Regions from separate parts of the Homo sapiens genome. Here region 1 is linked to region 2. A link is an interaction called in ENCODE POLR2A ChIA-PET data of the cell type or tissue named here. Cell type or tissue: Panc1. All regions are shown on one strand. Each heading gives the region's core, and the rest is flanking DNA. Links, peaks and the distances in the headings are about the cores only.

Region 1 (15,683 bases), core at 4,436-12,435, 140 kb after region 2:
GCATCACCATGGGGCACTTTTATGGAATAGTCACATGTTGTTCCAGTATTTTCTTCTATGTAAGTTATTGTTAACAATTAGCCTAAAATGAGGTTTATTGACCAATGTCTTTATCTTTGCCTCATGCTTTGAAATTGTTCCAGTGACAGGCGGAGCCAGCACTAAAGTCATACCTGAGTATGTACATGCTAGAAATAAAGACGAAACTGGCATTTTAACGCCAACCACAAATTTTAATGGCTGTCACATGTGTTAATTTTTGGAAAGCAATCAAAATATTTGCCATAGATCAAAAAGATAGTCCTCAGATAACATATTGCTACTGGCAGAAAGACCTCTGCAAAGTAAATGAAACATTAAAAATGGTGATCCTCACTCGGATGGAAAACGGGAAAGGAGTTGAATATATTGTCACTCCGCACTCTACATCATATGTAGATGGCAACAGCAAATGCTATGCACTTATGTACACTGTCCTTTAATAAGTCATTGAGAGGAACTTGGCCTCTGGCTTCCTGTCTTGCTAATTGAGCACTCTCTGTAGTTACCCTGCTGTAAAGCTCTCACTCCCCTCCTCTTGCACATTGGTCATCTTGGGAGGTGGGTATGTTTTCAAGGTACATACCCAAATGGCAAAAGTCCACCATACTTTGTAGAAGGCGCCTAGCATAATGCCTAGAGGGTCACAGGCATTCACTCAGCACTTGTTCCCAACACCATCTCAATGACAACAGGTAGATCTTTGCTATCTTTGGATTTCCATAGCCCTTCTCTGTACCTCACGCAAGCTCTTAATCAGATACTGTGATAATTAATTGAAAGTTTAGTGTGTATTTCCAATCTCCCTCAATTAGTCTTTCTCTTGTAGGTAAGGATTTAGTATTTTTTTTTTCTCCTTACCTCCATTCCAAAAAGCCATTCCCTGCCTGTGGTAGGCCAAGAACAAATCATGAAAAGTTGATCAAAGCCAAGCAGACATCAGAATAATAGTGGATATAAATACAGTGAACTAGAGACAGCAGAGACTGGAAGCAAGGCCTGTCTGTCTCAGATAAAATCTCAGGGCTGGGCATGGTGGCTTATGCCTGTAATCCTAGTACTTTGAGAGGCCAAGGCAGAAGGATCACTTGAGGCCACGAATTTGAGGCCAGCCTGGGCAACACAGTGACACCCTGTCTCTACAAAAATAAAAAAAATTAGCTGAGTGTGGCGGTGCCCACCTATAGTCTTAGCTACACAGGAGACTGAGGCAGGAGGATCACTTGAGCCCAGGAGATCAAGGCTGCAGTGAGCTGTGATTACACCACTGCATTCCCACCTGGGCGACAGAGTGAGACCCTGTCTCAAAAAAATTTTTTAAATAAAAAAATAGAATAGGAATTCAGTCCTGCTAATATAACAAACCTTCAGAACAGGACAGTCACTGTTCTGAGTGCCAAGGAGACAGAGTAGACCATCGTCTTACCTTCTTGGAGTTCATGATGCTCTAGAGGAGAAGAGGCGGGCACATGACTGTTGCACCTGAGTTCACAGGGAACCATCACCCCCACAATATCCTGCAAATCTTTGCAGCTCCCATTTCATAATGTAATTCCTGATGCTACATATGGTATAAAAACATAATACCGTAATTAGTCCACCCACTTTTATTTGAGGCCGAGGGATTTAGTGAGAAACACAGAGTCAGAAGAGCTATGTTCAAGACATGATCTTACCACCTACTAGCTGTGGATATTCATTTGTGTAGGAACTATTTACACTCACTGTGCATGCATTTTTCTAGGCTATACGGGGGACAAGGCCAACCAAGTTCTTCATTGCATGGACCTTAAAATGTAACTGGGGGTGGGGAGGGAGAAGAGAAGAATTAACTGGTATTAAACAAATGATATTTCAGATGGTGATAGATGCTATGAAGAAAATAAAATGTGTCAGTGTTATAAAGGGCCATTTAATTTCTTTGAGCTTCAGTTTCTTCAATGCAATCTGAAGATAAGAACACATATCATGTATTATTTTGTGCAACTTAAATATCCTGTGTGAAAGCTCTTTGTCTACAGTAGAGGTGAAGATCCATCATCATTGTTAGAGTCATATCTCAGCCCTTATAGTCATATAAACAGATCCTTATTTGATCACATGGGTGTTTAAAGCTTAATGTATTTTCTGGTCAAATACACCTCATGCATTCCTTCCTTTTTACCTTAGCTCGGAATCTTCCCCCCACTGAATTTCTTTTTGTTCCATTTCCATCTGTATAAGTCTGCTTGTATATCAATTATTACAATAGGGCTTGTTTTGTGCTCGTCTTTGTATATCTTGCCAAATGTAAAGCAGTGACCAGCACATAGTAAGTGTGTAATAAATAGCTGAGTCAGAATGGAGCAGAACAAAAGATCCTAAGAGCTCAGAAAAGAGGAAATTCTGATTGCGGGAGAGGGTAAGAAAGACTTCATGGAGGTCGTGGGACAGGATTGCACACAACAAGGTGGTTGGCACTTGGGCTGAGGGAATGGCAGACGCAGGTCAGTGGTAGGGATGCTGTGTAGATGAAGGGAGGCAGTATAGCATGATGTAAGGAACACAGGAGTCAGGGCAGCCAGGTTTGAATCCCAGCTTGGCCATTTACTGATGAGGTCTTTGATAAATCACTTAAGCATATTTTCTCGACTCCAAAGTAGTGATAACAATACCACCCACATCTTGGGGTTGCTTTATGGATGACATGAGATAACATAAGGAAGCCTATATTCCAGCACTGGCACAGAGGAATCATTCCATAAGTAACAGCTTTACTGAATGATTATGGCCTGTCTTTTTAAGTACCATGTATGCTGTTTCCTTCATTGCAAAGTAAAGGCAAGGTTAAGGTCACAGGTCTAGTCCCTCTGGTGATGAGGCCTATTAACATCAGCCTATTAACATCACTGTTTTCTACAGTTACAGACTGTACCCCAAGCCAACTAGTGTGTGCTAGCCCAACAGGGACCAGCTCAGTGCAGGGAGAGATTAATGCAAATGAATCATTTGTACTGGAAAAACAATCCAAGACATATAATGTCATGGTACAATATTAAGAGTAATAACTTCACTTAGCTGAAACATTGTATTTTCTGTTCTTGGGGTGTTTTTTAAGGGGCAGAAAGCAAATGTTTCATAGAAAATTTACAATCTTGTATCTAGTGGGATTTCTTCATACTAGAAGCAGTTTATGCAAAACAGATGCCTGAGGAGCAGTGCCTGCATGCACCTGTGGATTTGGTGGTTATATTTCATTTTCCTTACACCTCTAGTTCTTGCAGACAACCTGAAATCCAACCCTGGAATTAAGTGGCAATATTTCAGTTCAGAAGAAGGAATTTTCACTGTTTTCCCAGCACACAAGTTCCGGTGTAAGGGCAGCTACGAACACCGCAGTAGGTATGTTGACTTGCATGCTAAAGTTTTTAATTATTGCTTAAGAGTGATCTACATGAAATATAAAACTTCTCATTTCTACTCATGGCTATGCCTTTAAGCTGTGGATTCAGAAATTTGTACTTGTTCTGAAATGAATTCACCATTTAGTATATGTGGATGTGAAATTCCAGGCAAGGGCAAATTACAAAACCCAGAGCTTTCCTATAGCTATCTAATATGCCAAATATAAAAAGGTACTTACTCGTGAAGTCAAATTGTGTGAAGCACCTAGAGTGTTTTGAGTTTCAGAATTCTTTGTTGAAATGTAAATGATGGTACCTTATCTATAGTGCAGCCCTTGAACATAACTTTATAACATATCTCAGAGTAGTTTGTTATACTCAACTTCCCTTTCTATGATGACATGCTTGGCCATACTGCATGAAATTTACATGCAGATTTTAACTATTAGAAGTTTTGAGGTGAGCAGAAAGCATTGGATTAAAAATTACTAACATCCTGCTTTTCTCTCACAGACATGACTTGAGATTCTACCATGTAGCCAGAAGGGCAATAATGGTGAGATACTTTGTATGACAAGACTCATTAATTATAGAACCCCCCCGAAGCAAATATACTTTCCTATTTAATCCTGACAGTTTCCTGTTTGCAGTGTTAGATGTTTGATGCCAAAACATCTGGAGCTCTAGTGCAGGGCACCCACTTTTCACACCATTTTCTGGAGTCTACACAATTACTTTAGCTTCCCTTCATCTTCACTTTAAATTTTATCTAGAATTTTTCCCCAAGGAAAATACTTCATCTGTGCTTTTCCTAAGATTTTTTTTTTTTTTTTCCTGAGATGGAGTTTTGCTCTTGTTGCCCAGGCTGGAGTGCAATGGCACGATCTCAGCTCTGCAAACTCTGCCTCCCGGGTTCAAGCGATTCTCCTGCCTCAGCCTGCCGAGTACCTGGGATTACAGGCACCCACCACCATGCCTGGCTAATTTTTGTATTTTTAGTAGAGACGAAGTTTTGCCATGTTGGCCAGGCTAGTCTCGAACTCCTGACCTCAGGCCTCCCAAAGTGCTGGGATTACAGGCATGAGCCACCGTGCCCAGTCGTCCTAAGATATTTTTATTGTGTGTGTGGTTTCTTCCTTTCCCTCCCCACACATTCTGGTGAAGACTTGGGTGTCTTGGAGACTGGACCAGAAGCCATGATCATGGCTTCTCACGAGAACAAAGGCCACCATGAACCATCTAATTCTCATTTGCTTCTAAGAAGAGATGGGCTAGATGGCATGCTGATTTTAACGAAGCACCTGTGAAGAAAAGTTTAAAAAGGAAAGTGAAACCTTGTCAAAATCAGCATTCACCTACACAAGGCAATTCGGAAAGTTTTCATGTATCTCCACCCTAAATCTGCACTAATTAGCCCTTGAACCTCTTTTCCCTTGGCTAAATGATCCACATTTCTCTCTGATAGACTGCGATTCACATTTCTTGTCCTAACTGCTTTCCTATGATGCCTTTCCAAGTTCTCTACATTCTTTGGAAGTATGGAATGGATTTCAGGACATAGCAACACAAGAAAGGAAGTGGTAGATACCAGTCATTCTATGAGGACTGCCCCCCAGTTTGTACATTTAACATCACTATTTATATATCCCACTAAAGCAGCGTTTAACAACTTAATGTGACAATGCCAACACATATCCCAAGTTTCATTTATGTGAATTGAATTTTAACAAAGGAAGTGTGTCATTTTAAAGAAAATCCACCCATCTAGCTTGGAGAATCTAAAAAGTTAAATATTTGACCTACTTGTCAGTGTTGAGATGATCAAATTTTCCTTCTTTTCTGTACTCTGTTTCATTTCTGTAGCCACCTCTCCTGGATTCTTTTTATTGCATTTCCCTAGTGGCTCAATGGTATCGACTCATGAAAATATAGTGGTACTTTAGTAATTACTGCAGGACTTTGGGCTTGAGAACAACTAGTGTAAATTTGGCCAGATTTTGAGTTTTTTTGGTACTTTGCCTGCGTTTCTTAATTTGTGCCCAGGCTTTTGTGATTCAGCTGGCATCTAACATTTCACAGGAAAATCTAGTGTTTTAAGGATGTCAGTAAAGGAGAGAATTCTCTTGAGGCTGATTTGCTTTCTTAAACTCCTTCTAATTTGTTCCAGCTTTAAAACTGTGAATAGAGACCTCATTAAACCTCTTCTCACAAACCTTCCTGCACTGCACATTAGCAAAAGGCTGCTTTGATGGGAGGCATTTCTCCTTTGTGGCTGCCCCCAACCCCCTTTTTTTCAATGTTGGCAAACAAAAACCTGGCAAGAAGAGTGGCTATCACAGACTTGGACAAATTTTGATGGCACAGTTTTAAATGCTCAGATAAGGGGCCTTTTGGTGGCTGACCTATGTGAATTGTTTCAGTCCAGAAAGGAAAGGGGCCTCTTAGCAGGAGCCTTTGTATGAGAAGAGAGAAACCAAACCTGCCATTCAAAGCTGCTCAGCATGCTCACGGGTTATAGGCTGCCTCACTTCTAACCAAGCCCCACTCTGCAAGTCTGCAGAGGAGAATCCAACCCTGGTGATGGGACCTTTTTCTCCTTGGCTGGTCTCTCAGCCCAAGGGACCACTACATCCACATCCTTTAGCAAAACAGGTACACTGGGCAATACCAAGCAGAGGTTGTGCATATTTTATATGAGGATTTTAACTACTAGAAGTTTTAAGCTGTGCAGAAAGCATTGGGTTAAAGAACACTAACATCCTGCTTTTTTCTGAAAAAAAAAAAAAAAAAAAAAAGAGAGAAAAGCAGGATGTTAGTGATGCTGAAAAAGCCAACCTCTGAAAGGGTTTGCTCCTGAAAAACTTCTCTTGTCTGCTTTGATCTTTAAAGGCATAAATTACCCATCCCTGTTCTACAGACACACCTTGTTGTCTTAAGTATTATTTTCAATGCACCAATATGGTTTCTCCTTCCATGTGGATTTCTCCATCCTTGTGCCATCCCTGGGAGAACACAGAGACCAACATGCCCATGCACTGTAGTGTTCACAGCTGTGTTAAGTTGAGGCCCTTTACCTAAACCAAGACTGACCCCAGAGAGCTTCTTCTCCCTCCAGACCCATCTACGTCTCTACAGTCCGGCCGCAGTCAAAGCACATAGTAGTGATTCTGGACCACGGGGCTTCAGTCACAGACACTCAGCTTCAGATTGCCAAGGACGCTGCTCAGGTCATCCTCAGCGCCATCGATGAACATGACAAGGTGACCATGACCCTTGTGACCCCTATGGCATCAGGTTCTCCTTGAATGCCTTTTTTAAAGTACTTTATTGTTTTGTGATATACAGATCCTCCTTGACTTACAATGGGGTTACATCCTGATAAATCCATCATAAGTTGAAAATGCATTTAATACACCTGAGCTACATCACAGCTTGGGCTAGCCTACCTTAAACAGTCGGAACACCTAGGTTAGCCCTCAGTTATGGAAAATCATCTAACACAAAGCCTATTTTATAACATAATAAAGTGTTGGCTATCTCGTAGAATTTATTGAATACAGTACACTGCAGAATACTATATCAGCGGTTCTCCTTTATGATTGCATGGCTGACTGGGAGCTGCGGCTCGCTGCCATTGTCCAGCACCATGAGAAAGTATCAGGAGCCTGGGAAAAGATCCAAAATTGAAAGTACAGCTTCACTGCCTGCCTATCGCTTTCTCACCATCATAAAGTCAAACCATTGTATGTCAGGGACCATCTGTATATTTTTTTAAATCCATCTTTAAAAGGACTTTGGGAAAAGAAAAGACTTTGGGAAAAGAGTATTATTCTAATATTTGAGGAAGCAGCCACAAATCCAAAAATCCCTTTCGTAACTACCACCAAGCTTAGTCTTATACTTCTTTATGGCTCATGGTAAGGTTTCTAATTAGCCATGACTTTCACACTGGAGGTTACGCTGAGGAGGAGAGGGGTGGGAGATTTGGATGCTGATGGATGGCTGAACTTTATTGCAAGATTGTTGGGAAGTCAGGAAGAAGGGAAAGCCGCTAGTGGCTGACTAATCTCTGGGACACCTCAGAGAGAGGTGTGGGTACAGCTAATGATAATCTATTGCCTGTGGACATTTTCTGCTTCATCATTTTGACTTTGCCAACTCCAGAGGTTTTGCTCACTAACCTAGTGGCTTAAAACACACACACCTCACTCTCTTACCCTCACCCCTCACCTCCAGGTTGAAAAACAGGATAGTTCATTCTTGCTATGACTTTTCTCTGCATAAAATAGTTTGTGTGTGTGTTTAATGTTATGTATGAACATAATACTACCACTTCATGTTGGAACAAAAACCAAACTCTAGGGGTTTCCCCACTTTACCAATCCTTATGGATCCTTTTCAAATTTGATAGATGGATGGCTCCAGGGATTTATTTTGAAACTCTCAGAATCTGTTCTGTAGGCCTTCTTACTCCTTGGCCTCTTCTGTTACATAAATAAATAAATCTTTAGACGGTAGGATAACAAGTTTGGTGGTTTTTTTTTTTTTTCTTTCCTGCAGATTTCTGTGTTAACTGTGGCAGATACCGTCCGGACTTGCTCACTAGACCAGTGCTATAAGACCTTCTTGTCTCCAGCCACCAGTGAGACAAAAAGGAAAATGTCCACCTTTGTTAGCAGCGTGAAGTCTTCAGACAGTCCTACCCAGCACGCAGTGGGATTCCAAAAGGCATTTCAGCTGATTCGAAGTACAAACAATAACACAAAGTTCCAAGCAAGTGAGTGCGTTCTCTCAGAGGACTTAGAGGCATAGTAGATAAAGATGGCAATAGGAATATATTGTAAATTGATCACACAATGATGTTTAGAGAGATTTTATTTATTTATTTATGTATGTATTTATTTATTTATTTATTTACCTTGAGACAGAGTCTTGCTCTGTCCAAGCTGGAATGCAGTGGTGTGATCATGGCTCACTCCAGCCTTGACTTCCTGGGCTCCAGCAATCTTTCTACTTCAGCCTCCCAAGTAGTTGGGACCACAGGCTTATGCCACCACGCCCAGCTAATTTTTATATTTTTGGTAAAGAAAGGGTTTCACTGGCTGAGACCTGTCTGATCTCAAACTCTTGAACTCAAGCAATCCACCTGCCTTTGCCTCCCGAAGTACTGGAATTACAAGCATGAGTCACCGCGACCAGCGTAGAGGGATTAAAAAAAAATTGATTGGGGGCGAGGTGCGGTGGCTCACGCCTATAATCCCAGCACTTTGGGAGGTCAAGGCAGGCGGATCACAAGGTCGGGAGTTCGAGACCAGCCTGGCCAATATGGTGAAACCCCATCTCTACTAAAAATACAAAAAAAATTAGGCAGGCATGGTGGTGGTTGCCTGTAGTCCCAGCTCCTCGGGAGGCTGAGGCAGGAGAATCACTTGAACCCAGGAGGCAGAGGTTGCAGTAAGCCAAGATCATGCCACTGCACTCCAGCCTGGGTGACAGAGCAAGACTCTGTCTCAAAAAAAAAAAAAAAAAAAAAAGATTTGGGATAAAATTGTCATATGTTGTCTTCGTCATCATCTAATTATAGAGTGTTAACTGCGTTTTTCTCATCTTTTCCAATCAAAGATGGTCAGTCTGTACAATTTCTTGACTCTTAGAGCCTCCCCTTCCTGCCCCTTTATTTAGATCATGTCTGCACTTATGTCCCAAGGGAATCTCCACATCCTTTCTAATGCTGATTGTCAGCTTTGCTTCCTCTTTGACTTGGAGTGGAAGTCTGCTTGTGCACATGTGGACGTGAAGTGGGCAGCAGGAATTCTTGCCTTGATCCTTCCTTCTTCTAACCAGCTGTCATTTAGATGAGCATGGCCCTTCAGATGTACAAAGGCACTCTAATTTAATTTTTTTTTTTTTTTTTTTTGGAGACAGAGTCTCACTTTGTCACCCAGCCTGGAGTGTGATCGCGCAATCCCGGCTCACTGCAACCTCCACCTCCCGGGTTCAAGCGATTCTCCTGCCTCAGCCTCCTGAGTAGCTGGGATTACAGGCATGTGCCACCATGCCTGGCTAATTTTTGTATTTTAAGTAGAGATGGGGTTTCACCATGTTGGTCAGGCTGATCTTGAACTCCTGACCTTGTAATCCCCCACCTCGGCCTCCCAAAGTGCTGGAATTAGAGGTGTGAGCCACCACGCCTGGCCTCTAATTTAATTTTTATGTATTAAAGAAAATCTGGAATTAGGATGCATCCTAAAGTAAGGGAAAAGATATTTGAAATGGGGCTCATGCTTTGAAACTACTTGAAGGAATCTATTTCATTTTCCCTTTTATTTTCAAAAATCTGTTTATAGGCTGGGCGCGGTGGCTCATGCCTGTAATCCCAGCCCTTTGGGAGGCTGAGGTGGGTGGATCACAAGGTCATGAGATCAAGACCAGCCTGACCAACATGGTGAAACCTCATCTCCACTAAAAATACAAAAATATAGCTGGACATGGTGGCACACGCCTGTAATCCCAGCTACTCAGGAGGCTGAGGCAGGAGAATTGCTTGAACCCGGGAAGTGGAGGTTGCAGTGAGCCAAGATTGCGCCACTGTACTCCAGCCTGGTGACGGAGCGAGACTCAGTCTCAAAAAAAAAAAAAAATCTGTTTATAGTTTTTTTCTTTGTTTGAAAATATTAATGTATCCTATTGAGATAAATTTAAAGAATACATTTCCAAGCCCTTCATTGTGTCTGTGTTTAAACTAAGCACTGATTAATGCAAAGCATAGTGCCTCGCACATAATGGATCCTCAAAAGAAGGAAGCTACTGTAATTATAACTAATGATGGTACATGGTGTGTTAGTTTTATGTCTCAGCATAACAAATTACCACAAACTTAGCAGTTTAGCACAATATACATTTGTTATCTCACAGTTTTTGTGGGTCAGGAGTCCAAGTACAGCTTAGCTGAGTCCTCTGTTTAGGGTCTCACAGGCTACTGTCAGAGTGTCAGTGGGACTACCGTTCATTCAGAGTCCTAAGGTTCATGCTAAGGTTTGTTCATGCTAAGGTTCATTCATGCTAAGGTTCAACAAACATGAGCTCACACGTTTGTTGGCAGAGTTCATTTCCTTGCAACTGTAAAACTCATTTCATTTACTTCTTCAAGGCCAATAGAAGAGCATCTCTTCAAATCCCTGGCTTCAGAGAAGGTTTGGGCCCTCTTTTAACAAGCTCATCTGATTAGATCAGCCCCACTTTCCCTTTTGATTTATTTAATCAGATTACTCTCGCTTGTGATTAACTCAATGTAAGTTTATCAGGGACCTCGGCAAACATCCATCCATCTTTGCAAGCACCATCACAGGAGTAATGGCTCATTACTTGCCATATTCTTCTTCTTAGAAGCAAGTTACAGGTTATGTCCCGTATACAGGACATCCTGTATATTCAGCAGTATACAGGATGTTGCTCATTTAGATCATCTTAGAATTTGGCCTACCAGCTTTGGCAAGCATCAGCTATCCACAAGCCAATATTATGGGGTGGCTGAGCGTAAAGTTGCCCTTGGTTCAGTAAGGTCAGTTAACAAGGCTGAATTCAAGTACTCAAGGCAGATTGGCCTGTTTGTCAATGCCACCCACCTGTCAGCATTCCTCACTAGAAGTGTTCTTTCTACCAAATTCTTCTGTCATCAGACCATCTTTAAAGTCTAGTTTTGATTATTATACTTTTCAAATAATGGAGAGAAATGTTAGACTAGCAGTTGCAAACTCAGATGTCCACAGTGGCCAGGCAGCGCATTTGAGTCAAGTGAGCTGGGGGAAGGTAATGAGGATGAGTTGGAGAACATGGTCACATGGACACATGCACCATCCAGAGGGTAGCTGCTCCTCTGTTCAGTCCATTGAGCAGGAATGTCTGCCCAGTGCTGCCAGATCTTCTGTTTCAAGAGATGCCAGAAATCTGGATTTTCATGTGAAATCCCTTGATTTTCAAATGTTGACATTTGTTCCAGCTTTAAAACTGTGAATAGAGACCTCATTAAATCTCTTCTCACAGACATTCCTGCACTGCACATGAGCAGGAGGCTGGTTTGATGAGAGGCATTTCTCCTCTGGATTTTTCTGTGTTGTTTTTCTTAATGTTGGCAAACAAAAACATGGCAAGAAGATTGACCATTAAAGACTTGGACAAATTTTGAAGGCACAGTTTTCTAAATACTCAGAGGAGCCCTTTTTAGCCCAAGTAAGATGTTTCTAAGGCTTAGCTCACTGGCCTCTAGTTTATAGCTTTTACTGACAGTTTAGAGAAAAAATAACCTAGATTAGTTTGTATAAAGAAAAGACTTCAGGAATGAGCGTTGTCCAGTTTATTAAGGAGCAGTCCCAGGGTACTCTCAGGCAATATTGCCCAGGAGTTATGCAGGTTATAGATTTCAACTAGTGTTCTACTCTGAAATTTTTCTAACCTTGTGGATTTGTCTATATTGTTTTATTTTCTCCAGACCTGGATTCCTCACCTGTAAATGGAGGGGTGATAATATCCAGGATTCCATCATAAATATCCAATGCATATTTCCTGTGATTATTATGATATTCAGTTTCCTATAAGACTTCTAGCTCCAGCTAAACTAGATCAGATGCCCTAGATGTCCTAAGTTGACCTCAGGCCCAAAGATGGCCAAGGCCTAGGCAACAGTGTAGCAAGGGGTCTGTATACACTTCCTAGAAGTTTATTCTAGTGTAAACTCTATACATCACTATTTCTCTTCACTCTACAGACAATTATTTAATGTCTACTGTATATCTGGTGCTGTTTTAGGTGCCACATGTGAGGTTATTCAAATAATAAGACCTACTCTTGACGATTGTTGTAAGGGTTAGTCTGTACATGAAAGTAAAGTGTATGCCCACATTGGTAGCCATATAAAAATAAGCTACATGTCATAAATCATTGTTGGTTGACACTAATTTGCCTTATATCAACCAGAAGGTCTAAAACTTTTGTCCAATTCTGACCCTTTTTTCAGTCTTATGGTAGATCTTTAACTGACAGCATTAACATCCTGGAGTTGTTTCTTCTGAATTTGTTTTGGAGCTGATTAGTTGAGGATCATAATGAACCTCAATTAAAGATGGTTAAGAGTGGAGATCTAATGGTATGGGCAAAGCCTAAATATGAGTCGCTCTTCCCCTTTTGATGTTGACCCCAAGACATGCCTGGTGGCTTATAGAGAGACTCAGCAAATGGAGAGCTATTACATTTTCTTCCAGTTACATGCTGCATCTCTGCTCTACCCCAAGTCCCTGTAATTGCTTGCCCCTAAAATTGCTCTAAGTGGGTGACTAAAAAGGGAATATCCCAATGCATTAAAAAAACAAATCAAACCAAATTTGACAGATCTGATAAGAATGGAAAAATAACTCAATTTTTCTTGAGGATAAGGTGGGAATGGAGTCAGGGGTTGGACAGAGCCAGCGAGGATTCTTACAGAGTGTATGTCTTATTGTTGGAATGGAAAGAAAATGTGCTTGGCTACCAAAGCAGCTCAAGGGCTGCTAGCTTTCTGGCCTTCCAGACATGGACCTTTGCCCTAGAAACAGCTCTAAATGACAGTGTATTTTATGCAGAATCATAAGGCTAAGTGAGACAACTTAGAGACTAGGGTTCTCTTTTAGGTCACCCTAGATGTGTCCAGGAATTTATCACACATATACTTTTGCCATGAGGAGATGGTTTGTGTCATACCATAGATCCTCCTCATGCTGTATCTATGTATATATGTTCCCTCCAACTAGGGACTCAAGCAATTTTTGTTTTTGTATTTTTCAGTCTGAAGTTTAAATGAACTGTTTAGGGTCCTTATAAAATAATTTACTGAACTGTATATACAACTGAAAAAATATTGACATCTGGTTTGTTGACATCTAATTTAAGACAAGAATATTCCTAAAGTGTGGATTTTCTTTTTGCATCAGCATTCACTTCCTAATCTCTGATAACTAAATAGTGAAATTTAAATGTGCAGTTAATGTTCACTAGAGAATGTTCAGGTATCAAAATTGGTATTAAGTATTAGGAGTAAATAAGAGGAATTTTGAATGCATTTATTTCTTAGAGTCAAATTTTGTTAAACTCAGTTCAGTTATCTATGACATTCATATATTATAAGTTAACTGTTAAATTCTGCCTAATAAAGAATACTTAAATCTAAAATGGAAATGTATAATTTGAAGGAAATTCAAGTTTTGTGTCTTCACCATTAGGATAATTTTTTAAAGGGTAGCTATATTCATTAACTATTGCTGTGTAACAAATTATTCCAACACTCTGTGGCTTAATACATCTTTATTGTCTCATAGTTTCTGTACTTCAGGAATCTGGACACAGCATAGCTGGGTGCCTCTGGCCCAACGAGTTTCTTGAGACGGCAGTCAGCCTATTGCCCAGAGCTGCTGTCTTCTCAAAGTTCTACTGGGGAAATAGCTGCTTCCAAGCTCACTCACACTTTTGCTGGCAGGATCTTCAGTTCCAGGGGCCTCTGTTCCTTGCCTCTCCATAGGACTGCTTACAGCCTGCCAGCTGGCTTTCTTCAGAGTGAGAAAGCCCCCCTTGCAGAAGCCACAGTCTTTTTGTAACCTAGTCTTTGTCTTGATGTCCCATCACCTCTGCCGCATTCTAGTCATTATAAGTGACTCACTAAATCCAGCCACACTCAAGGGAGGCAGCTACCCCAGGAGGTGAATGAATGTCAAGACATGGAATCACTAAGGGACCAAGTTTGAGGTTGCCTGCCGCAGTCACTTTAGAGCAACCTCAACTAAAACACAATAACAGAAACCTGAAGAAGTAAGTGTATAACATATTATATAAATATTTCTCAGTAAAAAGATAAATATGTAGGATGTCCTAAAAATTTTTATTGAGGCCAGGCGTGGTGGCTCACGCCTGTAATCCCAGCATTTTGGGAGGCCAAGGCGGGCAGATCATTTGAGGTCAGGAGTTCAAGACCAGCCTGGCCAACATGGTGAAACCCCATCTCTACTAAAAATACAAAAAATTAGCCAGGCATAATGGCACGTGCCTGTAGTCCCACTACAGTAATCTGAGGCATGAGAATCGCTTGAACCCTGGAGGAGGAGATTGCAGTAAGCTGAGATCATACTACTGCACTCCAGCCTGGGTAACAGAGCAAGACTCAGTCTTAAAATATATATATATACAGACACACACACACACACACACACACACACACACACACACACTCTCAACATTATATATATATATATATATATATATGTTAAATCAAAGAATTACAGATTAGGAAGAAGATGTAAAAGTCCAGCTCTCTGACTTCCCTCTTTTTATTGTGGTCATTTAGCCTCTGCTTATTTATCTCTAATTGTAGGAAATTAATCACCTTTGTTTTTTTTTAGTCAACCCACTTGACAGAAGTTCTACGGGACCAAAATTAACTCTCAGTTATTCTACCTCGCAGCCCTATTTGGAAAATAATTTCACTTCTAACTCAGGGGTGCTCCTTCAATCCAATGGCATGGTTTTTGTTTTCATTTTGTGTGTGTGTTGTAGTTTCTTTTTTTTCTCTTTTACCTTCTTTTTTTATCACCTTTTTGCTGATAGTCTTTACGTAAAATAACCAATTATTCTTCACAGCAACACTACTAAGTCAGTCCTGTCATTACTCCCATTTTATAGACAAAGAAAATTAGTTGTAGAGAGGTTGAGAAATTTGCCTCAATTACCCAGACACAGCTTGTAAGTAGCAGAGCTGGGCTTTGAACACAGTTACCTGGCTTCTAAGTCCATGTTTCACTGCTCTACTGATGAGATTTTTAAATGAAAATTACCTAAAGATATTTAGTCTAGGAGCAAATAACATTATGTGCCTGAAGAGCCCGAAAGAGTCATCATTTTAAAGCCTGGTCCTCAAGAAACGAGCATTCATGGTGATGTTCCTGCATCACAGAGGAAAGGATAAGTCGCGTTCTGCATCATCTGTTTCAGAAGGCAGGAGAGATTTCCATTTGGATTGGCTTAAATTACTATAACCATTGGTGCCTAAAGGAAATCGCCTCCTTTCATCTGATAAATATATTAGGAACATCTCCTTACCTGATGCTGCATAAATGTGGCCTCATTGTCCAGAAAGGGTGGAATGGAAGAAAGGCAGAAGCAGGGGGATGAAAGCCACAGCATCAAACAGGAGGGACTAGGAACCGTGGGCTAGGCAAGTCCTCGAGGTGGGGAAGTCCAAGG
Region 2 (15,683 bases), core at 3,305-11,304:
AAACCATATCACCCTCTGTTGCCCAGCTTGGCTCACTGCAGCCTTGACCTCTCATGCATAAGTGATCCTCCTGCCTCAGCCTCCTGAGTAGCTGGGACTACAGGCATGCACCACCATGTCCAGCTAATTAAAAATTTTGTTTTTTGTAGAGCCAGGGTCTTACTGTCTTGCCCAGGCTAGTCTCAGACTCCTGGACTCAAGCAGTCCTCCTACCTCAGCCTCCCAAAGTACTGGGATTACAAGTGTGAGCCACTGCACCCAGCGGTTTTTTTTGTTTGTTTGTTTTTTGTTTTTTTTTTATTAATAAAAATTAACAGTGAGACACTAGCTTTGCTGTGTTGAAATCATATACTGTACTTGATTTCCTGAAAGTACCTTTCACTAGTTTTTTTTCTTGACAAAAGATGGTTTGAAACTGGAACTTCCCTCAGTATTTCTGTTTGAATTTTAAAAGATGGAAGCTTTTTTTAAAAAAAGAAATTTGGAATAAAAGGTGAAGAAAAAAATTGTTTTCATCTAGGTAGCATTATTCATTTGGGAAAAAGAAGACAGTTGAAGAAATTATTCTATACCTGCAGTTTAAACAACTTATATTTTGGAAATGTTTTATCCTTAGCAAAAGGCTAGTGGAATTCTTTGTTGCTTGAAGAATAACGGCACTTGTATAACTTGAGAAAAATACGGGGAAGGATGGCCTTTATTCTGATAGCATGGAGTTGGGTCCCCCTATTGTTTTCTTAAAACAAGCCGTTGACCAGCAGCTCTGGCCTCCATGTCCCCTTTGGCCTTTGTCTGTGGGTACATTAATGCCATTGGACAAGACCAAATGGCTCCTGGCTTCAGATCTCTCTAGGCCAATCTCACAGGATGAGTTTTTCTGCTCATCACATTCCTTCTTGGAGATATACTCCTCCCCGTTCTGATACTTCATCATATGCCACACGGAAACAATAAGCTCCAGGTGCCCAGCAGCGCTGTGCGGTTACTCCGCTGATCGTTAGAGTTAACGTCAGTGTAAAAGACAGCACCGCCACTGGGACTGCCTGGGCTTCCTGTCCAGTTATTTTTGTCTTCTGGCACAAAGGTGATTATCAGGTTCATTTTTTCTTAGCCTAGTTTAATACTGGTGATTCATGGAGGACATGTTGATGTGAAAAGAACAGGAAATTTATCCTTGAAAATTCAGCTCTGACATAGCCTTCTCTAGAAAGATGCCTGTTTTCTTACACCTAAGCTTGGGTTGCCCTTGTGAGATACTTAGCAGTAGAGACTACATCTGCTTTCCCTGAATCCCTACCTTCAATAGTGCCCAGGCCAAAACTAGGCCCTCAGTAAGTGCTGAAGGAATGAATGAATGAATTTGGAAGGAAAGACTTGGGGCTCCACTTAATCTCTCTGGACTTTGTAACACGGGAGTTGTTAATATCTGTGTCACAGAGCTGTTGTCACATCAAACGAAATGTCTCTAAAATCCGTTTGTGAACTGGGAAATCATTTGCATATCTTATAAATGTTTGGAAATGCTTTTTGAGTGAAAGATTTTTTATTTTATCTTATGTATAGCTAGGTAAATAAAAGGACATTCCACTTATTACTATGGGTAAACTTGCTTTTTGTGTAACTTTAATTCTTCTCCAGGAGGAGGTGATCATGAAGAAATAATGAGGTGAAAAGCTGAATCCTTCATGAAGCCAGTGTGATGACCCATGAGGGGCTTAATAAATATATAGTCGAGCACTTCACTTACCTATTTTGAGAAAATGCATCACACATTTTATTGGAAAATTACTTGTTACATTTTGTGCTTCCTATTTCTAAAGATTTGGGAGACTGTGGAAAGTGCATATTACCACATAGGGAACTATTATGCCTCTCTTCTTACAACTTAGAGGAAGGAATATTTTTGCAAGAGTTATGGCCCATAGCTGGACAATATAACAATGCAAGTGGAGGAAAGGAATTGTGCAGATACCAAACGGCTCAACCCAGGGGTTGTGGCAGCCTCATTGGACAGTTTTGTCTATACCTTCTTTTCCCCAGGGAATTACCAAGAAGAGTGGAGGCCCCCTGCCACTAATTTTAAATCCTCCCTCCTCCCTGCCACACACACCTTTTCTCCTCCCTGCAGTGGATTTACACACATTTTGTGGGGCTGATTTAGCGAGCTCGTGGTTCTCATAATCTCCTTATAGAAGTGTATGCACATTAAGGGGACCTATTTAATAGACACGGCTGCCTCTGTGAAAGAATGCTTTGTGGAAGGGAGCCTTTGTGTATTTCTCCATCTCAGCAGTTCCTGGGGCGCTTCCCAAGTCTCTCTGTCACCGAATGGCAGAGCTGGGAAGGACCTGCTCCAGAATAATGGGAGGGAGCGGTGGGACAAGGGAGGGAGGAGGCGGCCAGCGTTGGAATGTGGAGACCAGGGTATTGGCACTTCAGAGCTGAGCATCTTAACATTTTCTCTTCTTACCCCCAGCTGGGGACTTTGCATTTGCAATGAGGGCCCCACTTCTCTGAGCCCTAGTGAAAGTGGATCACTTTAAGCCCACAACAATGGTGGCTTCTTATCCTCTTAGTTAATGCTTTAGATAACTTTTCTTTTAGACCAGGTAGGGGCTTGTAAAGTGGGACTGTGGCTCTGGCCTTGCCTGGTAAGACACATGAAATTTTCTCATCTTTTCTAACTATCTTCCCTCCCCTGTTTTCTCTTAATTTGAAAGAAATCTCTGCATTGGTAAATGTGGACAAATCAAGCTGTGTTAGTGACATATCTCCAGCAGTTGTCACGGACGAGATTTATTTATATAGGATAGCAATTCTCGAGCTCCCCAACAACATCCCAAAGCTTTGGGATGGTTCTAACGACAAAGAATTTACATTTCTCTTTCTTTAGTCTGATTTGGAAGCTCCAATCTAGAATTTAACCATGTAGTAGCTGCTTTTATTTGCTACCTGTTACCTACCAGTGAAACCACAAGGCTAGTGGAATTCTTTATTGCTTAAATTGACAGGATATGGTTGCTTAAATTGCTAGGAAAGGGGGGAAAATCTCCTAAGAACCACGTTTTATTGGTAAGTAGAACTTAAAATAGTGCTCACTTTTTTTAGTGTTTTTTATGTGCCAGGCATTATGCTAAGGGTTAGAGTTCTATTTCTAATGCAGATAGCTACTAGTTTCAGAAAGAGAAATGACTTATCTAAGATGTGAAAGCCACGAAGTGGTAGATGTGGGGTTGAAACCCATGTCAGCTTCTGCTTGAGCACTTAGGATTATTACATTAATTGATTCAGCATTTAGTGAGCCCCATAATATTTGCTGTTGGCATAAATCTTGTTTCTTTGTGTAGTGGTCTCTTTGTGTGGGGGGCTCTGGAGAATATGGGCATGGGTTATGAGAGGAACTGGTATTAGTTACAGTTCGGTCAACAGGAAATACTTTACAGATCCAGTGGTTGAAAACACATTTGTTTAGATCATTCCTCTGTTCCAAGTAAGCATGTATTGGAAACCAACCTCCCCTCCCCTGCTTAGGGAGAATGGAATGTATGAATATATATAGAATTAATTTGAAAACTGGAAATGAATGAAAATGCAAAGTATTATTGTCATCATTATTAGAGGAAGAAAAAGAGAAAAGGAAAGAAAACCTGAGGATAGAATGCTAAATTCCAGCCTTAGGTAAGTTTATTACAGTATACAGTGTCTATGCTATATTCTGGAATTCTTTTCTCATGTATTAGGAAAAGCTCTCCTATATAATCTTAATTTATTTCTTTTTGACCTTCTCTGTTGAAATAAATGGCTACCATCTCTTCTTATGTACTTGAAAAACTAAGTTCTCCCTTATCTTCCAAGTGTGAATGACCACACAAAAGGGTATGTCCCCAATGTACTTGGTCTGTCTGCCTGGATTGAAGTTGGCAGATAAACTTTGCCCTCAGTTCTTGATAGGGAGAGAGATGAAATGATAGATAAACATGGGCAGAAAGAGAGCAATACAGTGCTTTTTATTTGACTCCAAGCTAAGAGAATTACTTTTTTTTTTTTTGACCCTTTTTGAACCTGAGTTGCTGTAATGAGTTTTCAAAGAGCCCTAGCACCAAAGTCCTCAAATTTCTTCATCTAAGCCTACTTTTTTTTCTTCTTTTTCTTCAAGTTATGGCTGTGTCTCCTGCTTTTCCCATTTCTTCCCAGGCGTGTCTTTCACAAAGAAATACAACAAAAGTTGGAATATCTAATCCATTAAAAGAAAAAAGAACATGTATGGACTTTTCTCCTTTGTTGGCTGGGACCTTGGTAGCTATATTTTCGTTTTATTATAATATATTTGATTAGCTTTGAATGTGCTGCCAAAGGCAAGAGGGCACTTAATACCTTTGCATTTTATAATGATTTGTTTGCCAACCTGGCCCATGTCCCAGACAATGCATCCTAGAACATGAGTGGTAGTGAAAGTGACTTGATGTATGTTTAGTGCTTATTTGAACTACATTCAGGCCTATCCTTTGAAATTTGTGGTGTATTTCACTTCTGGTAGTAGGCTCAAGGTTCTATAAAGGATGTCAAATTGTGCAAAATTGCCCCACCTCAGTCTTACTGAAAATATTTTGATTGCTTTTTAGCTTATTATTAGTAGTAGTAATAGTTGTAGTATTTAAGTTCAGCCAACCTAGAATATTTAAGAGGAGATGTGCTGGAGTGTCAAGAAAAATCTAGTCATCTTTGAGGTAGGAAAAATTATTCTACATCTGGCCATATATATGATGAAGGCTTGAGCTAATAACTTAGCTTCTCTGTGCTAGTTTCCTCCTATAATCTAGTAAACAACCTTCCCAGTCTAATTTTCTAGGATTATTTGCTGACTCAAATTTTTCCAGTCTTGTAGCCAATGGCATCCCACTTGAGGTTCTTATCCTACTTGAAACTTATAGCTTACAAACTTCACAGCCTTTGGGTGAAACTAGAGTGTGTTCTACCTAACATGAAACTTAATAGTGGAGACGGTGCACTGGGAATTGAGAATAAGAATCTGTTAGAGAGGTGAAGTGAGTCAAAGTCTCTTCCAGCTGAGCCAACCTCGGAAAGCTTTATTTATGGGTCAATTTATGGGTCAATGAAGTCACATGACATGGACTGCCTTCCTACAGGACACTCGTGCATGGAAGCCCAATTTCCTCAAAACCTAGATTTTCCTTAGAAGTTGTCTCAAAAAAAAAAAAAAAAGAAAGAAAAAGAAAAAAGAAAGCTTTGCCTAAGTGGTTTCCTGTCCTTAAGGTTTCCATGGAGAGAACATTTTCAAGATTAAAGGAGTCTAGCTGTCATTTTTAACCCGAGGGGTCTTCAGATTTATGTTTCAAAGCAGGGTGGGAATTTGGTCCTTAAAAAAAAAAAATCATGTTTACTTTTTCTTCAAAAAAATGCCGAGGAATTAGCCCATTGGCTACTGATTATTAGCTTTGCAGTAAAAAAAGAGTGAGAAAGAGACATAGTCTGTAATTTTATAGTGCCTCCAACACTAAAATGAAGGCAGAGCTTTTTTCTTTCTGCCAAGGATGCTACAGGGCTTTGATTTGCAGTGGTCATCCTTTGATTATCCAGTCACTCGGCTAACATTTTTTCAGTCCCTACTCTGTGCTTCCATCGTGCCTTGGGAGGCTTTAGGGTAGATAAAGAAAAGGACACAGGCCTTGCATCTGCTTATTGTGCTTGTGGGCTGGGGGAAATAAAGACAGTCCTTCCTAGTTTTGAAATTTCACTTTCAATTAATTATAGCCAGCAATGGTTGGCAAGGAAAGTAGGGAAAGATGGAAGAGCCCCTTAACCAGAAAGAATTAGGAGATTTCAAGGCCTGTTGAAATTAATGTGATGGTTATGAGAACTGCAGCTATTTGGAGTCATATAGTTCAGGAAAAAAAATACCCCAGAGAGAGCCAGGAATCAGCAGGCATTAAACCCTGGCTTGTTCTCCTGGTAAATGAGTCAGCCTCTGGCGGGAATATAATCAAAATAACAACAGGACACATCAGCATATCAAAAAGGGGCAGAGGGAGTTTATCAGGGGCCAAGAGTGAGCACAGACTAGATCCCAAGCCCTTTGACAGGCATTTGGGCATTCCTCCTTTCTCCAGAAAACCTTTCCAGAGTCTTCCAACAGTGGGGCAATATACCCTTAAACAAAACTGTGGCACGCTGGGTGTGGTGGCTCATGCCTGTAATCCCAGCACTTTGGGAGGCCAAGGTGGGCAGAACACCTGAGGTCAGGAGTTCAAGACCAGCCTGGCCAACATGGTGAAACCCTGTCTCTACTGAAAATACCAAAAATTAGCTGGGCGTGGTGGTGCGTGCCTGTAATCCCAGCTACTCAGGAGGTTGAGTCAGGAGAATTGCTTGAACCCAGGAGGCGGAGGTTGCAGTGAGCTGAGATCGTGCCACTGTACTCCAGTCTGGGTGACAGAGCAAGACTCTGTTCCTAAAACAAAACAAAAGAGTGTGGCATATCCTCATGGAGCTAACAGACAATTAAACAAGAGGTTCACCAAAGCTCGGAGAGAGCTACCAGAGAGAAGGCATAGGGGACTCACAACAGCATATAGATGCTAACTCATGCAACTTGTAAAATCACTCATGTACAGTACCAAATACAGTGCGTGCTCCAGCATATTAGAACTACTTATTCTCTTTATTTTTTCACTATTCGAAACTGAAATACTGTGTTTTCTAAAACATTTAGTTTAAAACTGTATTTGATTATATTCCTTGTATCATCATATTTCTGAGATTTTTAAAGTTTACTGCATCTTTACTTTTGTGCAGGGAGGCGCCTTCCTTATAGAAGGAATCTGAAGCTCAGCGCAATGTGGCTTCTTGCCCATGTTTGCTGAAATAACTCGTGATGGGGCCTAGATGAAAAGCTCAGTTTCATGACTTTTGATCCAGTGGCACTTCTACCACACTACAGCATCTCTCAGTATTTGAAATGTGAAAAAAGATTGAGTCTCAAGCCCCAGCTTCTTGGTTTTCAAGTCTTGCATGCAGAGTCTTAATTTCAAATACTTCTTGATATTCTGATCTCTTGTCTCTCTATCAGGACTGACATCTACAACTCAGTTGTCTACTCTGTCTCCTATTCTTGAGTAAGGTGTTGACTACCTTGCTGGGCTGACTTGGTGGTTTCCCCTGGGAAAATGACCAGAAAGAAAGTGCAATAATCGTGTGCTTAAAGTACATTGGTCATTTCTCTCTTTGCAACTTGCAGAATGGAGAACCATCTAAAACAGTATTAATTATTTCAGCCTTGCTGTAGCCAGTCTTCCTAGATTTATTAAATAGAACTGATTTCCCAGTTAGTTTGGGGTAGTATACATTCTTGAAGTAGTGCTGACCAGCTGCGAACTGGACAGCATTCTGATACAGCGGCTCCAGCATCTCGTATCAGCAATCTCCAGGTGTCTTGATGTTTCTTGAAGTCATGACAAGCCTCTGGACACGGTGTTTTACCAGCAGCATTTTGTACAACTGTTGGTTGTTTTTCCCAGACTGGATGATGTTTATCATGTTAGAGGACTTGACCAGCCCCTTATGGGCTGATTCTTATCAGTTTTCTTCACCATTGCGTTAAAGGCACCTAAGCCTCCATAAAATTGGATTCTAGCAACTGGAACAATACGCTTCCTTAGTTCACTGCATTCATGTTCAAAACTGTTTGCCAGTACACAAAATCAGTGACTGAAACTCAATGGCAGAAGACAGGCCAGAAAGGAGTCTGCCACACACTTTGCAAAACATGCAACCCTAGGGAGCTCAGTAGAACTTTTGCCTGAGAAGTTAAGAGTATGATTGTATTAGGAGATGGTGAAACTCAGAGCTTCTTATTCTGGGCTCCGCAGAATTCAAGGAGTCCGTGAACTTGATGAGGAAAAAAATTACAACACAAACCTCTAACTAAAATCTATCATTTCTTTCCATTACATTGCAGACAACAGAGCCTAACAGTATTAGCAGCCCATGGAGAACTTTATCACAGAAACAAATATTTCATATATAATTGTAGATTTCTACAGATAACTTGAAATGGCATAATCTTCAGTACTTTGAAATTACAGTAGTTGTTAGACCCATCATTAGAGATGTTGTTGATTAATAATAAAGAAGCACATATTACTATGTTACAGCTTTAAAAAATTATAGTGGGTGTTCTTTACAATCTTGTGTGTTTTATGCATTTAAACATATGATTCTGGGAGATTCTCATACTTCACTGCCCTGTCCCTGAGCTGTGTAACACAGAAGAAGCTAAGAACACCTGGCTGAGGATAGGCTGTGGTAACAAATGAATCCTTATTATTTCAGTGATTCTACACATCTTTCTGGTTTAATATGTCTTCTAAGGATTGATGTGGCCTTCTTCTATCTTGAGATGTTACCATCTCAAACTGTGACGTTAAGATTTGCCTCAAGAGGGCAAGAGAGGCATGGAGAGCTCACCCTCATTCATGTAGGCTTTGGCTGGGTAATGACACAGGTTACTTCTGATCAGCCCATTGGCCATGACTGGTCACATGACTCCACCTACCTGCAAGGGAGCTGGAGTCTATGGGAGAGCACTTGAGAATTCCAGTAGGCAGCATACACATACCTGTTTCACAATGGTATGTTTTTCATTTGCCAGTAGTGTTTGGCCTTGTGTCTTCAACATATGTGCCTGTTGGGAATGAAGTTTTTGGTGTTGCAAAAAAAGAATGCCTTTTTATAATCTTCGAAGAACTTTCCCATTTCTCACATGCCTAATAAATATCTATGTTCTAAATAGTATCCTTGATTGGGCATGCAAACAAAACAAATGAAACCCAGAATAGAACTTTCATAAAATCCAGTATTTAAGTTCATACACAAATTATAAGAATTAACCTACTGCGGCCGGGCTCAGTGGCTCATGTTTGTAATCCCAGCACTTGAAGAAGTCGAGGCGGGAGGATCCCTTAAAGCCAAGAGTTTGAGACCAGTTTGAGCAACACAGCAAGACCCAGACCAGCTTGGGCAACGTAGCAAGACCTTGTCTCTTAAAAAAAAAAAAAAAAAAGAGAGAGAGAGAGAGAGAGAGAGAGAGAGAGTCCGGACGCGGTGGCTCATGCCTGTAATCCCAGCACTTTGAGAGGCCAAAGCGGGTGGATCACCTGAGCTCAGGAGTTCGAGACCTGCTTGGCCAACATGGTGAAACCCCGTCTCTACTAAAAATACAAAAAATTAGCTGGGCGTGGTGGCAAGTGCCTATAATCCCAGGTACTTGGGAGGCTGAGGCAGGAGAATTGCTTGAATCCATGAGGCAGAGGTCGCAGTGAGCCAGGATTGCACCATTGCACTCCAGCTGGGTGACAGAGTGAGATTCTGTCTCAAAAAAAAAAAAAAGGAGAGACAGAGAGAAAATTAACCTATTTTAACCTATTGCTATGCAGATAGTAACAGTTTATTATAATTATTATATAATTAAGCTACTTCTTGCAAATGTGAAGATTCTCTATTCCCTCCTCCTGCATTTTAATACAGAAGAAATTAAGAGGAAAGTGCAATGAACTTACTACCATTATATTTTCTAGGAAATAAGTGAAAAGAAAAATAGTTATAGCCAGAATAATAAAGTGGTTTTGATACACTGACTATTTCTTGCCTCTCTTGGAGTTCACAACCTCTCCCTCTACCAGCTCTATCTTTATTTTATGTATCATTTCTCTCGGGATAAAACCAACTTCACTCATCATGACCAGAGGCCTTCCAGTCAGATTGGCAGCTGTATTCTTGGATTTATTTTAGTCTAGGTTCCCCTCTTTGAACTGATTTATGCCTTTTTGTGTTGATGCCTTCAGCAGTTAATTTCATAGTTTAACTACTTTTTCTATAAGAAAATACTATCTGAACAGTTTCTAGAAATTACATCTTCTTCTGGCAAAAACTGCTTCTGGTGAAATTACTTCTACTTCTGGTGTTTTTGTGCACAAAAATACCCAACCATAGTAAGTGTAATACAAACACCTTGAAATACTACCTATCAGTACCTTTCTCTCTGCAAGGTGTAGAAGGATGGCTATTCCACTTTCTTCCAAGGCTGATGAAAAAGAAATGGAAGTGACTTCCACTTGAAAATCATCAGCTCCATCTCACTTTGAATAAAACACAGTTGATCTTTTAGGGGCTTACGTGTAGATTTGAGCCTGGCCTAGATGCCTCTTTGCTGGCACCTATTAAATAAACAGAGTAATTAAATGATAGGTAAAAGGTCTAGAACTCAGGTGTCATTACTGAAAAGTGTTCTCTTTTTCCCCTTCACTTTCTTCTCCATAGAAATTCCCCAACAGCAAGTTGGATATGATAGAAGACTTAGCTTTACTTTACATAATATTTAAGGTTAATTGTTTTTGGATGTTTTCCCAGTTGTTGTTGTTTTTAAAGGCTAAGGAAAAGAAGCAACAGAGATTTTTCCTTGTTTTGAATAGAGAAGACATATAACAACTTAAACAGGACAGAAAACATTGCAAGTAGATGCCTTTCCCACAATGGAGCTGTGAACTTATCCTGTAATGTACACTTCATAGCTGTCTTATTTGAGCAAATCCTCCTGAGCCCTAAAATTGATTTGTTGTATTGCTTCCACATTTTTTGCCAACAGTTATTTAGACAGAGCTGAACATATTAAACACTGGTTGAGTTCCCCATTGTCCTGTCTGGCACTCTGTTTCCATCCATAATGTACACTGGTGTACATTAGATCACTGAGGGGCTCATTATTACTGAATTCCAGCCACGACTTCATTCCTAAAAAACACATGTGCCTGCTTGGTATTGCTTGTAAGCTTTAAGCTCTACTTTTCCCTCTCTCTGTGTGTGTATGTGTATGTGCATGCATCTATGTGTGTGTGTGTGCATGTGTGTTGTTTTCAGATAATAGGTACAGCATAAAATCTTTTTAGATTATAATTTTTGTTTCTATTGCACATTCTCTTATGGTGGGGGAATTTCAGGTTAAAAAGGAAAATACCAACTCTGTCTAATTAATGTCAAAATTTAGGTGAAGTAGGTGAGGAGAGGTTGAAAATTTGTGGTAAGTAGAAGAGTATGAATAAAGTTAACTGCAATTAAAACCACTTAACCTGTAGTTACATTTCCCAAACCCAAGTGGCAGCCTTAAAACTGACCACTGAATTATGGAAACTGAACGGAAAAAGGCTTTGTTTCATTGCATCGAAGTATTTTTCTTTTCCCATTTTGGGTGCATTGATCTCCCTGTATTCCCTGGGGTTGCTGGAAAAACTTGGTCAAAAAGGATAATTACTTTTTTTATTTAGTTGCATGCTCTTCAAAAGGCAACAGCAAGTATTCATTAATTTCCATCTGATAGAGCCGAACTTTTTTTTGTGGTTAAACAATTGAAACAGGAAATGACCCAAGATACAGTTTCCATGACACCCTGTCACTTGGATCCAGTTTTCCAGAAGATGAAAGACCAAAGCCGGCTTTTGATAGTGAGTAACTAATTGGACTGGCTGATAGTGGGAGTTTTTTAATGTGAAAAATAAAGGAGAAAAAACTGGAACAGCTGTGTTTTGGTACAGTTGTCTAATCCCCAGATAAAACACTCCAAGGACATTGAAATTGAATAATGCCTTTAGTTAAGGGGAAAAATCTAAAATCTGTCAAAGCACTGGTTTACTTTAGAGAAAATACAGAATATATTTACATGGAAAACCCAAAACAAAACAAAACAAAACTCCAAAAATTTACAGAGCCAAGATACTAAGTCATGCCTTTTAGGAATCATCTTTGTTCATACAAAGTATGATTTCATATTTTTAAGATGAATTCTTACATGTGAATAAAGAGAGTACTTGCTAGACTACTTTTTCGGTCAACATTTTCAAATGCTGTGTAGCATGGTGGGTAGACCTGAAGAGTTTTGTTAGAAGGATGAAAAAGTTTTGTTTAACTCATGTTAAACAATTTGAGGCATACAGTTAGAAGTGTTTTTACTGATGATCCCCCCCATACATACATAAATGTAGGTTCCAATTGTTTATATTTTGTAGAGCTTCTTTAGAGAATTAAATGTGAATAAGCCAGGGATTTGTTAGACTAATGGGTAAAACTTCCTGTATACTAATGGGGAGATCATTGTTTTGGGCTCTAATTCTAGGCCTTGCTAGCCATCAGCATAGTGACCTGTGACGCTGTTTCCCTTCCTTTTGTAAATGAAGAGGTTGGGGATAGTCCTTATATAATAGCTCTTGTCATTCTGCCTACTTTGGAAATGTAGGACAAGCACTGACCTCTTCTAATATAAAGGTAATCCTGGTGGACACAATGGAGATGCACATGAAAAGGTGAAAATATTTTTATTTTTTTGAGACAGGGTCTCACTCTGTCACCAAGGCTGGAGTGCAGTGGTGCAATTATGGCTCACTGTAACCCCCACCTCCTGGGCTCTAGCGATCCTCCCACCTCAGGCTCCCAAGTAGCTAGGACTACTGGCGTGTGCTACCATGCCTGGCTAATTTTTGTATTTTTTGCAGACATGGGGTTTTGCCATGTTGCCCAAGATGATCTCAAACTCCTAAGCTCAAACCATCCCACCTGCCTTGTCTTCCCAAAGTGCTGGGATTACAGGCATGAGCCACTGCACCCAGCTGCTGAAAATGTCTTAAAAGGAGAAGACACCTATTTTACTTAAATGTGACACAACATTTAATCACTGGAACTTAATGGTATGCATTAGAACTGTTTCTTGAGGAACACAGTCTCTGACTTAATGAATTTTCTAGCAAGTCTCAACCTTTCTCTTTTGGGTGTACCAGAATTCTCTCGTCAGTTTTCCATTAGTTGGATTTACCTGTTGGGTTTAATTCTTTCATTTTGTATATAGGTACCTCTGCTTGGTTTCATTTTGCTTTCCTAAGCAAGGGAGTAGAAACAGATGTTAAGACTGAAATTCTACTATATTTAGGAAGAATAAATAAATATATCTTCCACTATGGTATAATGGAAAGATATACTGACCTGGGCATACTCATGGGCAACGTACCTGTTGTAAATCCCCTCCTTTGCAAATTGTACCTACTTTGAGGTGGACTGCAAGTTCTATGAGGCCTGGGACCTCCCTGCAACCCTTTTACAAAGCCGGCAGTGTAGTGCTATCTATGCCTATCTGATTGAGACACTGATCAGATGTTTGAATGGATTGTGAAGACGGTGCGAGGATGTACACCAGGAGCACACAGTGGCTGTTCAAGAAATGGTGATAGTTTTTGTTTATATTTTCATTTCCATGAATTGATATTTTGATATTGATAACAGCAGTCTTTGAGACCAAGACTTCCAAACTTTTTTCTGGAAATAATTTTTTTCTTCCTCACCCAGAAGAACATTTATTTTCTGGATGTAGTTCAGATTTCTTCTAAACTTTATCTCACTTGGTGTGAAACTAGAGGTATAGAGGTAACTTTTTATTATACCACCACCCAATTTTAAGCTCCGGATGACCGTGCAGGAACTGCTTTTGTTTTCCCAAGGCCACCATCCCCAGTGCAGATGGAAAGGAACAAGATACAGGAGGGCAGTCAAGAGCCTCTGGGGAGCCCCTGTACTGGTACCTGCTCAGCCCCGGGAGCCACAGGCATTACTGTCAGGGTGGCTGTCTCCTTATTGCTCGTCTTGCAACTGTCACTATGCTGCGAGGTCTGGAGGGGAGGGGAGGGGAGGGGACATTCCTCCTGCTGCACCCTTGGAGGCTGCGGGCTTTCCTGGGCCTCGGAGAGCGGCTCAGCGAAGGCCCTCAGCTCAGGAGCCTGATTAGGTGCATAAAATCGCTGTAGCCAGAAGGGACCTCCCCGCCCCCGGGCCGCGCCCCGCCCCGCCCCCTCCTCTGGGGCACACCCCGCCCCGCCGCCCCTCCCCCTCCCTGGGCACACCCTATGCCGCCGTTCCTCCCCCTCCCTGGGCGAACCCCAACACCTCCACCTCTTCCCCCTCCCTGGGCGCACCCCATCCACGCCCGACCATCCCCCTGGACCCCGCCGCCCCTCCCCCTCTTGGCTGCGCCCCGCCCCGCCTTCCGGGCGCCCTCCTTCCCCGGTCTGCCTTCTCCCTGACCCTCCTCCCGGTCGCCAGGACCCCGCGGCCCGCGAGGCAGCTCTTTGTTCCCCGGCCTCGCCCCGCCCCGCCCCGCCCCGCCCCGCCGGGTCCCCCGCTTCGTCCCCGGCCGCCCGCTTGTCTCTCCCCTCGCTGTTCTGCCCCTTTGTCTTCCACGCCTGCCCCTTCAACTCCTCTTGCCCTGCAAACCCCGGGTCGCCACCTCCACATCCCTTCCACTTCTACCTGCCTGCCTTGGCCTGCATTTTATTTTCAACCAAGGTTGAAATGGTAGCCCCACGCAAAATCCGATGGTGTGTGGAGGAACTGCCCAGTCATTGCAGTCTGCACGCCTTCTTAAGTGCCAGGTGCGAGCAAGGCCGACCAGGAACTGCCGATGGGCTTCACCTGTCAGACTGGACTGCCACCTGCCACACATTCATTGAACTTTTAATAAGCACTGCCGCTGTGCTTGGCGTTTTGCTGGGCTCCAGAAATAAAAAATTCAGAGAGGCCAAAGTTCTTCAGGGATGCAGACAGGTGATAGAACCATCATTTATTGAGCACTTGCTAAGTGCTAAATACTCTTACCTGCGTTATCTTGTGTAATCCTCACAACCACACTCAACGACGGCCTATTGAATGCTCTCTAGGTGTCTGGCAGTGTTCCAAACAGTTTATGTGTATTACTTTGTTTGATCTTCCCAACCACCAATGAGGTAAGTACTGTTATTTTAATGCAGAGGAGGATTATGGAGGGACAGAGATTAAATGACTCAGAGCCACATGCTCATGACAGCAGAGCCAGGAGTCAAAACCAGGCAGGTTGTAGTGGGTATACTGAGAGAAAATACGTGTTTTTTTTCCTAGCTGGAATTAAGTGGATGTGTCAAGAAAGATTCAGAGGACGTGATTCTTATGCTAAGTATCTGGTGTATCTTGTGTCACGGTTTTGTTCTTGCCCGTTACTTACTGTGTTTAGAGAAGATGTTCAAAGAGTACCTAGAAAATTGTTTTAAATACAGTTAAAGCTGTTCGGTATTTTCACTTGCGTTTTTCTGTGTAATACATCAAATTGCCTGTTCTTCGTTCAAGTAGCTCCCCCATTAGAGCATGTTTTTTGGAACAGTTAGGAACCTATAGTTGTAAAGTGATTGAAAACCTTTGGTAGATAGGAGCTGAATTTGCTTTTCAGTTGTTTTTGTGACTGTTGTTAGGTAGGGATTTCAACTTATCTGTAAAACGAGATTAATGATAAACTCTACCATCTCTTGTGAGATGTGAATATTTTGAGGTCCCAAGGAAAAAGGCCTTGGAAGTTCATGACTCGTAAATTAGTATGTGTTTCACACATCATGCTTTGAAGGTTGTTCTTGATGTGTTAGGATAGGACCAGGAGACTGACTTTAGGATCACAGCTACCTCCCCGGAACCTCTCCTCATTTCTCCCAGCTAGAAAGGGTTCCTTTTACCCTACTTTCGTGCCTCTGTTGTACTCCTTACTGGAGTCTTGCCTTATAGTTGGTTGTATCCAATCTGCCTGCCCCACTATGTTATACATTCCTTGGGGC

The links. Peaks named below come from ENCODE experiments on the same cell type or tissue, not always from the same donor. Only the 100,000 strongest peaks of a DNase experiment are listed, where the experiment ranks them.
Region 1: POLR2A ChIA-PET joins it to region 2 with 11 read pairs; 2 of 35 experiments call an interaction of 5 or more read pairs at or near these places.

Annotation. Positions count from the first base shown.
Region 1 is chr1:64,626,062-64,641,744 of GRCh38, forward strand. It overlaps CACHD1 (cache domain containing 1), which reads left to right. Exons shown (of 27, transcript NM_020925.4): 5 at 3,294-3,420; 6 at 6,538-6,682; 7 at 7,983-8,199. Among named protein-coding and RNA genes, the nearest start is that of MIR4794, 54 kb to the left of the region's middle. In Panc1, for the core only: no CTCF peak of the experiment used is centred there; no DNase peak of the experiment used is centred there.
Region 2 is chr1:64,491,657-64,507,339 of GRCh38, forward strand. All of the region lies in intron 1 of CACHD1 (cache domain containing 1), which reads left to right. Among named protein-coding and RNA genes, the nearest start is that of CACHD1, 29 kb to the left of the region's middle. RefSeq lists enhancers at 2,242-2,887, 13,104-13,603. In Panc1, for the core only: CTCF peaks have their summits at 8,461 (motif pointing right) and 8,662; no DNase peak of the experiment used is centred there; H3K27ac peaks cover 1,036 bases.